Linked DNA regions of Homo sapiens: region 2 is linked to region 1. A link is an interaction called in ENCODE POLR2A ChIA-PET data of the cell type or tissue named here. Cell type or tissue: GM12878. All regions are shown on one strand.

What was found. ChIA-PET counts read pairs that join two places held together with the same protein. Peaks named below come from ENCODE experiments on the same cell type or tissue, not always from the same donor. Only the 100,000 strongest peaks of a DNase experiment are listed, where the experiment ranks them.
Region 2: POLR2A ChIA-PET joins it to region 1 with 5 read pairs; 4 of 35 experiments call an interaction of 5 or more read pairs at or near these places.

The regions. Positions count from the first base shown.
Region 1 is chr9:132,628,077-132,636,076 of GRCh38, reverse strand. DDX31 (DEAD-box helicase 31) reads left to right here. Exons shown (of 20, transcript NM_022779.9): 15 at 3,986-4,036; 16 at 5,674-5,813. Among named protein-coding and RNA genes, the nearest start is that of DDX31, 38 kb to the left of the region's middle. In GM12878, no CTCF peak of the experiment used is centred here; no DNase peak of the experiment used is centred here.
Region 2 is chr9:132,765,024-132,773,023 of GRCh38, reverse strand. All of the region lies in intron 11 of AK8 (adenylate kinase 8), which reads left to right. Among named protein-coding and RNA genes, the nearest start is that of GTF3C4, 99 kb to the right of the region's middle. RefSeq lists a silencer at 2,423-2,722 and enhancers at 2,588-2,882, 2,993-3,052. In GM12878, a CTCF peak has its summit at 4,003; DNase peaks (open chromatin) are centred at 2,777, 3,473 and 3,973; H3K4me3 peaks cover 1,914 bases; H3K27ac peaks cover 1,086 bases.

The DNA of each region.
Region 1 (8,000 bases):
ACAAATCCTGAGGTACCCTCAGTGGTCCTTCTGGGGGAGTGATGGTGGGATGGTGTCTCCCTCAAGTCCTGCCTCCGACGCTGGGGGAAGCAGGAGTGTGTTTCTTTTCTTTTTCTTCTTCTCTTTTTTTTTGAGACAGAGTTTTGCTCTTGTTGCCCAGGCTGGAGTGCAACGGCGCAATCTTGGCTCACTGCACCCTCCACCTCCCGGGTTCAAGCAGTTTTCCTGCCTCTGTCTCCGAAGTAGCTGGGACTACAGGCATGCACCACCATGCCTGGCTAATTTTGTGTTTTTAGTAGAGATGGGGTTCACCATGTTGGTCAAGCTGGTCTCGAACTCCTGACCTCAGGTGATTCACCCACCTCGGCCCCCCAAAGTGCTGGGATTATAGGTGTGAGCCACTGCGCCCACCGGGAGTGTGTTTCTTATAGAAATTTTGCATAGTATTATTGTTTTTCAAAAAAGCTATGTACAGGCCAGGCACGGTGGCTCACACCTGTAATCCTAGCACTTTGGGAGGCCGAGGCGGGCAGATCATGACGTCCAGGAGATCAAGACCACTGCACTCCAGCCTGGGCGACAGAGCGAGACTCCATCTCAAAAAAAAAAAAAAAAAAAAAAGCTATGTACATATGAATCCTTTGTGATACTTAACAGTAGGTTGGGGGTGGGCTGTTTTTACAAAAGTATCCCAGAGCTGTGAAATGGATGGAAGGAATGATAGACTTAAAGAGTCATCAAGGTAACAGTACAGACAAGGGCCATCAGTAAATGCTAAAAGCCTTGGGTGAAAGGTTTTAGGAAACAGGACCATGCTATTCGCATGGTCTCAAAGTGTAACTCCCCAGCTACTTACTCATTACGAAGGAGAAAGTCACCTTCTCAACAGAGGGACCCATACAGGACAGACTGCCCCAGTGTGTTTCCCGACATGGAACCATGGGAAGCACACACCACCCTGAGGTTGTTTGTGCCAGAAAGCCTAACCGCAACCTTACCATGAGGAAGCAGTTAGACAAATCCAGTTGTCCGATGTCCTCAGGAACATTTTGATGTTCTTAAAAAATGACAGACATCGAAAAACTAAGTAAGTCAATCAAAGGCAGGGGTGTGGTTCCAAACTAAGGAAGTCTACAGAGACACAACGGAGTGCGTGACCTACCATCTGATCCTAGTTTAGGAAAGAAAAACAACTGTAAGAGGCATCTTAAGGCGTGGTGGCTCTTGCCTGTAATCCCAACGCTTTGGGAGGCTGGGATGGGGGGATCGCTTGAGCCCAGGAGTTTAAGACCAGCCTGGGCAGAAAGAGTCTAGATTAGCTGGGTGTGGCGGAACTTACCTCTGGTCGTCCAGCTACTCAGGAGGTCGAGGCCAGAGCATCACTTGAACCCAGGAGGTTGAGGCTGCAGTGAGCAGTGATTGTGCCACTGCACTCCAGCCTGGGCAGCAGAATGAGACCCCATCTTTAAAAAAAAAAAAAAAAAAAAAAAACATCTTAGGTACAGTTGGAGAATTTGAATATGGACTGTTTATTAGAAAATGCTATTCAGCATTAAATTTCTGAGGTGTGATAATGGTGGTGTGGTTATGTAGATCAGTGTCCTTTTACTTAGGAGGTATGTGTTAAAGTATTTAGGGTTAAATTGTCATGATGTTTGCAACCTACTTTCAGATGGTTCAGAAAAATGTGCTTGCATATGTGTGTGTGTGCGTGGGCATGCGTAGATAGAACACAGATGGGCCAAAGACTGGTGGTGGCAGAATCTAGGTAAAGGAGTTACATCTGTATCTCCTTCATCTAGATTGTACTAGTCTTTTAACTTTTCTGTAGGTTTAAATTTTTCTAAATAAAAATTGTAGGGGAAATGATAAGAATTCATTGTTAAAGCCAAACACAAAGAGAAAAGTAAAAATCCCCCTAGATCCCTCTGTCCAGAGATAACCACAGTTGGTGGTTTTGTGAGCCTCTATCATGGTATTGGTTCTCCATCTGCCTATTTAATGTGTTTTGGGTGTCGTTACTCCTCCTTTATTTAACTTTTTTGTTGAAGAAACCAGATCATTTGTCTTTTAGAATACCCTACATTCAGGATTTGGCTAATTGTGTCCTCACGGTGTTCAACATGTTCCTCTTTCCCATACTTCCTGTAAACTAGTAGTTGGATCTAGAGACTTGATTAGATTTAGGTTCTAGGTTTCAGGTTTTATTTTGTTTGGCGAGAATATGTCATAAGTGATACTCTGTGTTTCCTATAGTGACAGCTGTTTATCTTTTTAAATTATGCCAATACACTTCGGTCTGAGTCAAAAGTATCAAAGTTCATTAAAGGAAGTGTAGCTTCCATCTTTATCCTGTCCTTCCTCTTCTTTTCCTCCCCTGGCGATAACTGTTTTTTTAAGCTTTGGGGGTTCTTCCCACCATTATTTCCTACTGAAATATGAGCAAATATGTTTGTATTTTCCCAACTTCTTACACAAGCATACTAGACACACTCAAAATATATCCTAGAGTCTCCATATCCGTATATAGAAATCTTTGTTCTTTTTATAGCTGTATAGTACTCTGTTATATGAGATATTGCTGTATTTTATTGAACCTGTCTTCTGCTGGTTGACAGTTTTTTTCTAGATCTACAAATTATATATAGTGCTGAAATGAATGGCCTCATGCCTATATCATTTTGTATTTTTGTCAGTGTATCTTTTTTTGTGTGGACTTTTAGAAGTGATACTGCTCTGGGTCAAGAGCAAATGCACATGTAATTTTGCTAGATACTACCCAATTCCCTGCCATAGGGATTCCCACCAGCAGCATATGAGGGACATGGGATCATTTTTGATGGTGGAATGCGGTATAATATAATATGGCCTTGAAAAAGCAAAGCAGACCTGGATTCGAGGATTATTTCCACTTCCCAGCTGTGTGTCCCCGAACAAAATACTTTATCTCTCTTAACTTTGGTTTTGTCATCTGTCAGATGGGGGTAATAGTTGTTTTGAGGATTAGTCAAGATAACGCAGGTAAAGGTCTCAGCGCAGTGTGTGGTGGGTAGTAAGTGTTCAGTAAATGTTGGCTGGGACACTCTTGTTACGACTGTTATTCTTGAAGAATGAATGCTGAGTACAGATGTATGCTAAAGTCAGGGAAATTCCCACTTTCTGGTCTGCTAGAATGGTGAGAGACTAGAGAGAGTAGAGAATTTTTGCTCTTTGGGTGGTGACTAGTTGAAAAGATACATAAAATTAAAAAATAAATCTCCATTGCTTTTATAGTTTTTCAGCTATCTAGCTAAATCTTTGAAGCGATTAATGGGCTTGGCCTGTATTCTAATCCAGCTACCTGAAGAGATGGGGGTAGGGGGTTACTAGATCCTTGCTGCTCTCTGAGGCCAGAAAGCAAAATCCTAAGTAAATACTTTGCACTTCACTCCCACAGCGAATGCCTTGAGGGGAGATGTTCCAGAACACACCTCAAGGCCAGCTTGTTAGGCGTTGCTCATGGTTGTGGGCGGGGGGTGATAATCCATGAATGTGTTCCTCAAGTGGTTTTTCAGATAAAATGTAAATCAATAAAACATGCTAGAAGAGTTCAGAGTTCTTTACATTACACAACTGATAATTACTGTTTAAGTTCCTAGGCTAACCTGTGGATTCTTTTAGCAAAGGGTGTTGTGACTCCCTCATCAATGGGTTCTGTAGAATTTGCCCCTAAATCAGAATTTTTAACCACAAGAGGACTGCAGTAGGTCCCTGAGCCCCCTGAAGTTGTATGCAGGACTGTGTGTGTGTGTGTGTGTGTGTGTGTGTGTGTGTGTGTGTGTGTGTGTGTGTGTGTACACGTACTGGGCATATACGTGTATGCCCGAATGTGCATGTACTGTGGGCGGGTGAACTCTCAGAGTTTGCATTAAATTATCAAACATATCCAGGACCCCAGAAAGGTTCAGAAACTCAGTGTTAAACCATATTCTTTTCTTTGTTAAAGGATGTTGCAGCTCGGGGCTTAGATCTCCCTCAAGTCACGTGGATTGTTCAGGTAATTTTTTAGTTGTTAAGGTGTAAGCTTTAGGCAGGAATATATGATCATGAGTAGATGCATTGGCTTTAAGTAGAATAATTATTATTATCCTCTTGGGTGTTGCCCTGGTAACCAGGCAGCAAACCAGCCTTATCTGTTCAATTCCCCTGACATCTTTCCTTAACCCAGCCCACCTCACCACTGCAGCAAAACAGCCAGAATGTGCGTTCACGAGAGGGAGGTGGCAGGCTCTCCTGCTTCTAGACTAATTCGTGTCACAAACCAAAATTTCAACAACCTGAAAATAATGGGAATTACCTCGGTCCCTGGGAGGCCTCATTGTGTCCAGAAGGAGATGGCTCAGCTGTCCGAGAGCCGTGTCCGTGTACGTTGACCTGCAGGGAGCAATTAAGTTCCTGACAGCATCTTACACATACCTCTAGCCTTAGACGCTTTGCCAGAGGGTACAGGTGTTAGCACTAGAGTCTGGTGGTTTTAGTTTTGTTTTTTCTTTTCATTAGTCTACAGAATGGTATTTTTAAGCCCTTTTGTGTCGGGGCTGGGGGACATGCCCTGTTGACGTGAGTCATGGTTTATTCACATTTTAGTGGGATTGCATGCCTGTCACTGGCCAGGATGTCTGATCTGCTCACTGCAGATGATCACTTTAGAACTGGAGGCATTGTGTCTTCTTTCCTGCTGGCCACAGAGTGAACTGAAGATAAGGCAATGACAATTTTAATGTATGGGAGGCCAGACATACAGAATTGATCATTTAGAGCTTATATTGTGAATATTGATTCATTTAATATGCCTAGCCTCCCATACATTATATTGACCTTGGCCCTCATCTCTCTGATATGTGTAGCATCAAAGGGAAAACATAGGGAAGAATGAGTGGATGGTCAATTAGCTTTAATGATGACAAAGTTATTGCCAAAGAAAACATACAATGCTTTGCATTATCCATTGTAATGAGTGATAGAGTCTGCTCTTTTCTCTGAGTTGGCAGTGCTCTCCGTGCAAGCAGAAGCATGTCCCTACCTGCAGGGAACCTGCCCCTCACCTGCCCGCATTCTGTAGAATGGCCGTCATTCTGAAGGACTGAGTGGGGCTGCTGCAGGCTGGTGGGGACCAGCTCCTGGGGCCTGCTCCTGGTGGCCTGGCATCAGAGGTAGACCCTGCCCACAGAGCAGGGAGCCCCTTCATCCTTACACCCTCCAGTGTCCTCTGGACACCTCACCCTGTGGCCTTGTCTACCAAGGAAGTAGGCCAAGGTCATGTGGTCATCCTGGAGAAATTTACCCCCACCTGCCTACATTTTCACCTCATCCAGTCACCACAGTGAAAAGATGCAAATAAGAAAATGAAGAGACCTGTGGAGAAGTAAAATTAAAAAGGAGATACTGGGATGAGAAGACGTCTCGTTTATCGGAAACTTGGCCACTGTTCACATTTGCTTGTCGGAGCCTTGTTATTTCCAATGAAGCCAGGAGTTTCAGGGTTGGGTGACTTCTCCTTGTGATTGTGTTAGGGTAACCATAGCACCAGGATTTAATTCTTGGGATACCTGGAGGCAGGTGAGGAGTATTGCACTTCCAATTAATGGCAGTCCCTTGATCTATGAATGCCTTCATTTTTGTTACCCTTTTTAGTACAACGCTCCATCTTCACCTGCAGAATACATCCACCGGATTGGAAGAACCGCCCGGATTGGCTGCCATGGGAGCAGCCTGCTCATTTTGGCTCCTTCGGAGGCAGAATATGTCAACTCGTTGGCTTCTCACAAAATCAAGTGAGTCAGAAACCTGAATGGGGTTTCGGCTGGTCTCACCTAATTAACTTTCTGTCGCTTTTTACAGTGAATGGGCCTTGTAAGCTGACGAAGAGCCATTAACCCTTGTGATCCCTAAATGAGTCCCAGAATAGCCAGTGGCAAAAACTAAAACCTTTAATATCCTCAGCACATGACAGTTTTCATTGCGTTGCCAGACTAAGTCATAGGACGATGTGTTGTACTTGGTTTTCTTTTAGAGAGCTGCGTTTCGTTTCTCCTGCTGCAAGATAAGTGTGCACCATCTTCGCAGCTTCTGAAAGGACTCTTATTCACAACTTTTATTTCTTGCAATTAATGGTTTGTATCTTCAAAGTTGATTTGTCTTTTAAAGAAATAATGCTTTTTACTCATCACACAATTTCCCTCCCCCAGGAAGATGAACCCAGGGGAAATGATTTTGAGGCAGTTGAAATCCACACTACACTCACAGCCAGGACATTCAGCTGCCATCTTGTGTGTCACAGTTCAGCACCTCATACCTCTGCGTAAAGCCCTGGATTCTAGACTTGGTGTGCCATGAGCACACAGCCCAGCTCGCTGTAAATGGGATAGTCTTATTTCTTTTTCCTTGCCCAGCCCTGTGTTTTATGTAAAACATCAAATAAAACTGCAACACTTTTCTCCCCTAAAGTACAGTGCTAGAAAAAAGCACTACGTTCTTCATTGGAATGAAAACATCCTAGCAGGCAGCCTGGGGGCCTGTTGTGGGGTGCAGCCCACTCAGTTGCAGGAGCCGTGTGTGGCTGTCCCCACCACACCTGCCCCGTCTCCCATCCGCAGAACTCTGCCTCTCATGCTAGTAAGACTTTTCAAAACTCTTTCAAGGTTGTTAGTGTGAACACTTACGGACTGAGGCTCATTCAGAAAACATGCTGTGTGTCCTTCAGTGTTGGGGGAGGCAGGAAACTACTCCTGGTTGTAATGTCAGGGGGCCAAAATAATAGTTTGGGTTTTCCTTTCTTCAGTGTGTTCTTTATCTTAACACAATCTGTCAGTTGAAAGAGTGGTTTTTATTTGTTAAGGAAGATGTGCATATTGTATCTTATTAGTGAAAGAAGTCTCATATAGATCAGTCAGTCACTTTTCACCCAGCGCTGCTTCTCCGGCTGAGTTCTGAGCTCCCTCAGCTGGAGGCTGGCTGGCCTCTCTTTGCTGCCCTTTCAGCATCGAGGCTGACACCCACCAGGGCGGGTGTACCAGGAACCCTGGGGAAGGTAAAATGCAAGCCCGCTGGCGCAGCCAGTTTCCTTTTCCTCCCTGACCCTGTTCTCACAGGCTGGGAGCCCGTCATAATGCTGCTGGTGGCTGCTTTTCTCTGTCATAGGAATTTGTGTACATGCAGAAAGCATCTTCAGAATTTTGTGTTGTAACCCCACAATAGAAAATGTAGTCACCACACCATAACAGCCTGTCAGTCGCTTCACACTTCTTTTCCTCTTCCTTCCATTCTAGAGCTACAAATTCCATTTTCCCATTCCTTCCTGGCCGCAGCTCTCTGGATGTTCCCCCATGCTCGTTCACTTTAACATGACCTCTTCCTAAGAAAAATGAGTGACAGCAGTTGCAGAGCCCAATGATAATTGTCTAATGCCAGAGTTAACAGCAGAGGTGCCTCTCTCTGCTCTCTTCATTTTTCTCTAATAACACATTCAAGTAGATTGCTATGAAGGGCTCAGATATAAAGCTAAAATTGAGAAGGGAAAACAGTGATTAGCAAAGGCACGAAGTATTAGGGAGTCAGGTATATTTTAAAGACATAACAAATACCATCATCTGCTGTGATGATCTTGTCTGGAAAAAATAGTGTGCCCGCATTTACGTGACTCCCTTTTTAATCCCGCATTAGAAAGGAGACAACTCAGTGATAACGCCACCTCTTCTGAAAGGAGGAAGTAGGTCTTTTGGGGAGGAACTCTGCAGGGTGGTGGAAGAGCATTTGCGTGAGGAGGGAGGGTCCTTGCATGAGCCCCACTTCACTGGCGTCGGCTCTGAAAACTCACTTGTGAGGGGCCTGGGCCTGGACTGCTGCTGCCTCGTGGGTGCACTGTAATCAACTTAAACAGACATCAGAATCTGGGTTATTACGTTGCAGTCATGCATTGTTCTTCCCAATTTCTGTTTGAGGAAAGGCCCTACATTGGCTGT
Region 2 (8,000 bases), 140 kb before region 1:
GATGGGATCCCGCTGATGTTGTAAAAAGATACCTAGTGGGTGGAGAAAGGGCTGTAGGCAGGGGGACAAGGTAGCAGCTGGGAGGCCAGGTATAGGGCTGTTGGCAGTAATCCAGGTGAGAGGTGCCAGAGGCCTGGACCAGGGTGGTAGCTGTGGAGGTGGTGAGAAGTCTTTTGAAGGTAGAATTGGTACCATTGATTTGCTATCACACTGGATGTAGGACATGTGAGAGAGAGAGGCGTTGCAGAGAGCTCAGGTGCTTGCTGGGGCAGCAGGAAGAATGGACTGGCCTTGTGATGACCAGAGGAGGAGGCTGGAGGAATGGGGTTGAGGAGGGACCACTAGCTCAGTTTTGGGCATGATAAGCTTGAGATGCCTCTTAGAAATCTACTGGTTTGCTGGGGCTGCCACAGCAATGTACCATAGATGAGGTATCTTAACAGAAGTTTATTTCTTCAGAGTCCTGGAGGCTGGAAGCCCAAGATCAAGGTGCCAGCAGGTTTGGTTTCTTCTGAGGCCTCTCACTGCATCCTCACATGGCACGTGTGCCCTGGGTGCCTCTCTGCGTGTCCACATTTCCTCCTCTTAGAAGGACTCCAGTCAGATTGGATTGGGGCCCACCTTTTAGGGCCCTTTTAACTTAACCACCTCTTTAAAGGCCCTGTGTTCAAATACAGTCACCTTCTGAGGTTCTGGGGGTGAGGGCTTCACAGGTGAATTTTGTGGAACACAATTCAACCCTAACAACATCTGCAGCGGGCTATGAGTCTGGTAGTTCAGGAAGAAAAATTTGGGAATCACCAGAGTCTAACACCCAGTGAGCTCTCAAAGAGCAACTCCTCTCATTGATGGTGGTGGCAGGAGCATTCTGGGGTGATATGGTTTGGCTGTGTCCCCACCCAAATCTCATCTTGAATTCCCACGTGTTGTGGGAGGGACCTGGTGGGAGGTAATTGAATCATGGGGGCAGGTCCTTCCCATGCTGTTGTTGTGATAGTGAATAAGTCTCATGAGATCTGATGGTTTTTTTAAGGGGGAGTTCCCCTGCACAAGTTCTCTCGCTTTGCCTGCTGCCATCCATATAAGATGTGACTTGCTCCTCCTTGCCTTACGCCATGATTGTGAGGCCTCCCCAGCCATGTGGAACTGTCAGTCCATTAATCCTCTTTCCTGTATAAATTACCCAGTCTCAGGTGTGTTTTTATTAGCAGCGTGAAAACAGACTGATACACAGGCTCTGAAAGGAAGCTCCGTCCTAGCCTTTCCCCTCTGGTGACCTCACACCACACGACGCTGCTTGTCAATGGCCCTGGCCATTCATAATGGAGCCACACCGCCATAACAAGGTGGGAGCCTTGAGCCTTTTGAAGGGAATTGCAGTCAGAACATGCTAGATGGATGGAGACCCAGTACTCTCCAGCTTACCTTCATTCTGCCTTCACATTTCAATCAAGTGACACCTTGGGGTTTGTTTCTTTACAAGAGGCGCCCTTTCAGTCCATGAAGGACCCCTTAATGGCCTTATTGAGAGCCTGTGGTAGGGGCTTAAGCATATAAAGATGGAGGATTGTACGATCCAGGGAAGGCGACACATTTTCATAAACAGAATCTCGTAAAAACATCCAGAGAGGGCTGCCATGTGCATGATTCCTGGCCCGTTCTGTTGACAGGGACATAATTCTCACAGTGTAAGCCTGACCACCATCTGCCATAGCACTTTCCTCCATAGTCTCTTGTCTCCTGTGGGCAGGAGGGCCAGGCCCTGGGCTGTGCACCTGGCCTACCTCTTCCCTCCTAGTCCTTCCAGCAAGACCAGGAAAGGGTGCATCACCCGAACCTTTCAGCTGAGGAAACTGAGGCTCCAAGAGGCTGAGTGTCTTGCCCTCATCACACAGCACATCATGGCAGTGGAGACGGACTCGGACTGAGACGGAGTCCCTGGACTCCTGTGCTCTGAGCCGCTGAGCGCAGAGTCTTCAGGTCACCCTGGCACTAAGTCCACACCTGCCCTGCTGGCTTCCCAGAGGCCTCCTGAGGCCCCCTGCTCAGCCAGACCCTCCCATCTCCTGTGCTGCGTTTGCCGAGGCCACCAGCTGCTCCCTCCCCACTGAGATGAGATGGGGGAAGCATCTCCCTGACTGGGGAGGCCCACACCGCTGGGCCTGAGAGAAGGTGTAACCCCATGCCAGGGGGTCTGCCGTGCACTCAGCAGCTGCTTCCAGAGCCCACTGGGTTCCTGGATCCAGGGGAGGGGGAATGGGGGTCAACAGGGAGCAAGACCGCCCCACACTGCGCCCCAGGGCTCCCCTTGAAGGGGCCGACCCATCCCGCTCTTCCCTGCCTTGTCCCGGTCTCGATCTCGGCCCAGCCCGCTGCCCACCGCGCTGCCCCAGGTCTCTGTTGAAATGGGACCGGCTTCCCAGCCAATTCAATCCCGGAAGTCACCACTGACCCTCACGCGGGCTGCTCAGGTTACAGCCAGGGGCAGGGCGCGCGTGCAGGGCGAGGGGCATCCCCCGCGCTCCCAGCCCGCTCCTCCACAGGGTGTCCCCTCGCCCCTGCCCCACCCCCTACCCCAGCCAGCGTTCTGGGCTCTTTATTCATTCCGAGATTCATAGCCATGAAAGTCAAACCCAGAGGCCCCTGGACGCCATCGAGCGCGGTCCTCATGGCACTGAGGAAGCAGCAGAGGCCCAGGGAAGCTGAGCGCGCCGAGGGGTGGCCCTTGGCGCGGGGCTGGGCCTCCGGGCCCGGGCTGGCGGGGCTGCTGTTTGTTTCCGCTTTCACTTTTAAATGCCACGTTGTCTGCATCCCAGGACCCAGGCAAGGGGCACGAGTGTGACCCCCCCAGGCCTTCCCCTGGTTCCGTTTCCCTCCCTAGCCCGGTCCCCACGATGGGTGGGGACAGTGGGCTGTGACAATGGATCGCGACTGCTGTTTTTACCTGGCGGACGATGCGCCCGAATTCGCTTTAACCAGATGCCCCTCTTCGCCTGGAGCCCTGGGAGCAGTCCCCCTCTCCGCTCAACAATAATTAGCCTTGTAAGACTAATGGAGGAAATCGTGTCTAATTACCCTGTTGAAGACCCAATTATGCGATTAACATTCGTGGCTATAAGCTAATGATGAGAAGAGCCTCTCATTTGCATAGCATTAAGTTAATTGCTGGCAAGCGGAGGGGCGGACAAGGCGGTGATGGCAGGATTCTCTTTCTGAAAGGATACTAATGACCAGAGAGGACGAGCCACCTGACAGCTTTATTAATTAACAGCGATCTGATTACCTACCAGGAATGGCAAGTGGCCTCGCTGAAAGTCTCGGCTCTTTGAGAAATGAGAGATGGGAGCCCTCACTGCCGATGTTTCTTCCACACGCTTTGCTGGGTTAGAGGCAAGCTCATGACCGCCTTGAAAAGCCATTTTAGACAAATCTTCCTTTGCATTCTTGCTGGAGCCCTTCTCTTATGCCCTTCCTTGGACATTTGCTCTTTCACTCCCTCCCCCATGCACTCACCCCACCCATAGTGACTGCGCTCCTCCTGCCTGCGACGCTGGCAACAGGCAGCACAGTCTAAGGTCCCTCCCGGGAAAGTGTTCAGAGAGGGTTCCATTCTGGGAGAGGCCCCCACTTTCCCCAGAGGTTTCAGATTCGAGTCAACCTTGCTGCTGGCAAATGTCAGCAGAGAATTTCAGAGCTTGAAGAATCCTTAGAGAGCATCAGTTCGAGTCTCTTACCCGGAAAAAACTGGGGGGCCCGGAGAGGCTAAGGGTCTGGAGCTCAAGATGCCCGCCAGGCAGTGGCAGGGCAGGGTGGTGCCTGGACTGTGCAGGACGGCTCTGTCTCTTCAGCCTCTCTGTCATCCCCGTCAGGCCCACTGTATTTGGAGATTTCGACGTTGCCTTGGGAACCCCTGCCCCTCCCCACAGTGCCCGCCCAGCCCCCTCCCATTTCCCCTCCTAGCACTTACTTGCCCCTGGCCCTCCTCCCAGCCTGTTTCCCCCCATGCGGGCAGGAACTGTATTGCACTCACTCTAATAAATAGATGATTGGACCAATTAAGGAAGCCTTGCAGTGGTGTGGCTGGGACTCATCTTCCAGTGGGTTTTAAAACATGGAGATTTTTAACGACAAATAAAATCTTGCATATATCCTTCTGTAACTTGCTTTTTCACTTAATAAAATATTATGGACATCTTTCCCTATCACTGCATAAAGATACAGCTCACTAGGTGTTTGCATAGCATGAGACTGTCCAGATGTATTATAATGTATTTAAATACCCTCTGTTAGCAGACATGTGTTTCCTGTTTTTTCTATTACAATGCAACAACTAGCATTCATATATATACACACACATATGCATTTGTATTTGTTTTTGCATATGTTTTGATCATTTCCTTGGGGAAAATTCATAGAAATGGAATTGCTGATCCAAAAGGCATAAACAATTAAAAAGTTGGCCGGCACGGTGGCTCACGCCTGTAATCCCAGCACTTGGGGAGGCTGAGGTGGGCAGATCACCTGAGGTCAGTAGTTTGAGATCAGCCTGACAAACATGGAGAAACCCCGTCTCTACTAAAAATACAAAATTAGCTGGGCATGGTGGCGCATGCCTGTAATCCCAGCTACTTGGGAGACTGAGGCAGGAGCATCACTTGAACCCAGGAGGCGGAGGTTGCAATGAGCTGAGATGGCGCCATTGCACTTCAGCCTGGGCAACAAGAGCGAAACTCCGTCTCAAAAAAAAAAAAAAATTAAAAAGTTAATGATTTTGATTTTTTATTGGTAGATAATAATGGTACATATTCATGAGGGTACATGTGATATTTCGGTACATGCATATAACGTGCGATGATCATGTTAGGATATTTAAGATGTCCGTCACCTTAAACATCTATCATTTCTTTATTTTGGGAACATTTCAAATCTCTTCTGGCTATTTTGAAATATGCAATAAATTATTGTTAACCATAGTCCCCCTACTGTGCTATCAAACACTGGAACTTATTCCTTCTATCTAACTGTATTTTCTTGCCCAGTAACCAACCTCTCTTCACCTCCCCTGGCCCCTCCCAGCCTCTGGTAACCATCATTCCACTCTCTACCTCCATGAGATCAACTTTTTTAGCTCCCACATATGAGTGAGAACATGCCATATTTTTCTTTCTGTGCCTGGCTTATTTCACTTACCATAATGACCTCTGGTTTCATCTGTGTTACTGTAAATGACAGAATTTCATTCTTTTTATGGCTGAATAGTACTTCATTGTGTATATATACCACATTTTCTTTATCCATTAATTCGTGGATGGACACTTAGGTTGATTCCATATCTTGGCTATTGTGAGTAGTGCTGCAGTAAACATGGGCATGCAGATATCTCTTAGATATACTAAGTTTCTTTCTTTTTGATACACATCCCACAGTGGAATTGTGGGATCACATGACAGATCTATTTTTAGTTTTTGCAGAACCTCCATACTGTTTTCCGAAGTAGCTGCACTAATTTACAGCCCCGCTAACAAAGTACTAGCATTCCACTTTCTCCACATCTTCACCAGCATCTTTTTTTTTTCAATTTTTGCTAATAGCTATTTTAACTGGGGTGAGATGATATCTAATTGTGGTTTTAATTTGCATTTCCATGATATTTGTGATGTTGAACATTTATTTTCATATGCCTGTTGGCCATTCGTATATCTTCTTTTGAGAAATGTTTATTCAGATCATTTGCCCATTTTTTAATTGGCTTTGCTATTGAGTTCCTGTGTATTCTGACTGCTAATCTCTGTCTGGATGGATAGTTTACAAATACTTCCTTTGATTCCATAGGTTGTCTCTTCACTCTGTTGTTTCCTTCGCTATGCAGAAGCTTTTTAGCTTGATGTAAGCCCCATTTGTCTATTTTTGTTTTTGTTGCCTGTCCTTTAAGCTCTTACCAAAAAAATATTTGCCCAGACCAATGTCCTGAAGTGTTTCCTCATGTTTTCTTTTAGTAGTTTTATAGGTTTGGGCCTTTTGTTTAAGTCTTCAATCTATTTTGATTTGATTTTTGTCTATGAGGAGAGATAGAGATCTAGTTTCATTTTTCTGCATGCAGATATATCCAGTTTTCCCAGCTCCATTTATTGAAGAGACTGCCCCTTCTCCACTGAATGTTCTTAGCACCTTTGTCAAAAGTCAGTGGCTATAAATACATGGACTTATTTATGGATTTCTATTCTGTTCCACTGGTCTATGTGTCTGTTTTTATGACAGTACCATACTATTTTGGTTACTATAGCTTTGTAGTATATTTGATGCCTCCAGCTTTGTTCTTTTTGCTCAAAATTGTTTTGGCTATTTGGAATGTTCCATAGTTCATATAAATTTTAAGTTTTTTTTTTCTATTTCTGTGAAGAATTTCATTGGTATTTTGATAGGGATTATGTTGAATCTGTAGATTGCTTTTGGTAGTATGGTCACTTTCACAATATTAATTCTTCCAATCCATGAACATGGAATGTCTTTCCAATTTTTGTGTGTATGACCTCTTTAATTTCTTTCACCAGTGTTTTATAGCTTTCCTTGTAGAGACCTTTTACTTCCTTGGTTAAATTTATTCTTAGGAGGTCAGGCACAGTGGATCACACCTGTAATTCCAACATTTTGGGAGGCCAAGGCAGGAGGATTGCTTGAGCCCAGGAGTTTGAGACCAGTCTGGGCAACACAGAGAGACCTCATCTCCACTAAAAATAAAAATAAATCAGCCAGGCATGTTGGAGCACATTTGTTGTTCCAGCTACTCAGGAGGCTGAGGTGGGAGGATTGCTTGAACCTGGGAGGTTAAGACTGCAGTTTGCCATGATCACACCACTGCACTCCAGCTTCAGCAACAGAGCAAGATCCTGTCTCAAAAAGAAAATTTATTCTTAGGTATTGTTTTGTAACAATGGTAATTGGGATTGCTTTCTTGATTTCTTTTTCCACCAGTTTATTCTTGGTGTATAGAAATGCTACTAATTTTTTGTATGTTAATTTTGTCTTTTGCAACTTTATTAAATGTGTTTATCAGTTCAAAGAGTTTTTTGGTAGAGCATTTTAGGGTTTCCTATATGCAAAATCATGCTATCTGCAAACAGGGATAATTTGACTTCCTCCTTTCCAATTTGGATGACCTTTATTTCTTTTTTGTGTCTAATTGCTCTGGCAAGGACTTACAGTAATGTATTGAATAAGAGCGATGAGAGTGGGCATACTTGTTTTATTCCAGTTATTAGAGGAAAAGCTTTCAACTTTTTCCTATTCAGTATAAAGTTAGATATCGGTTTGCCATATATATGAGCTTTATTGTGTTAAGGTATATACTCCTTCTATACATTGTTCGTTGAGGGTTTTGTTGTTGTTGTTTTGCTTGTTTATTTTAGAGACAGGGTCTCATCTTGCTATGTTGGCCATGCTGGTCTTGAACTCCAGGGCTCAAGTGATCCTCCCACCTCAGCCTCCCGAGTAGCTGGGGCTACAGGTGTGCACCACTGTCCCCAGCTTGTTAAGGGTTTTTATCAAGAAGGGATGTTGAATTTTATCAAATGATTTTTCTGCATCTATTAAGATGATCGTGTGGTTTCTGTCTTTCATTCTGTTGGTGTGATCTATTGCATTTATTGATTTGCATATATCGAACCATCTTTGCATCCCTGAGATGCACCACATGATTATGGTGAATTCTCTTTTTTTTTTTTTTTTTTTTTTGAAATGGAGTCTCGCTCTGTTGCCCAGGCTGGAATGCAGTGGCATGATCTTGGCTCACTACAACCTCCGCCCCCTGGGCTCAAGCAACTCTCCCGCCTCAGCCTCCCGAGTAGCTGGGACTACAAGTGCGTGCCACCACGCCCAGCTAATTTTTTGCATTTTAGTAGAGATGCGGTTTCACCGTGTTGCCCAGGCTGGTCTCAAACTCCTGAACTCAGGCAATCTGCCCGCCTTGGCCTCCCAAAGTGCTGGGATTACAGACGTGAGCC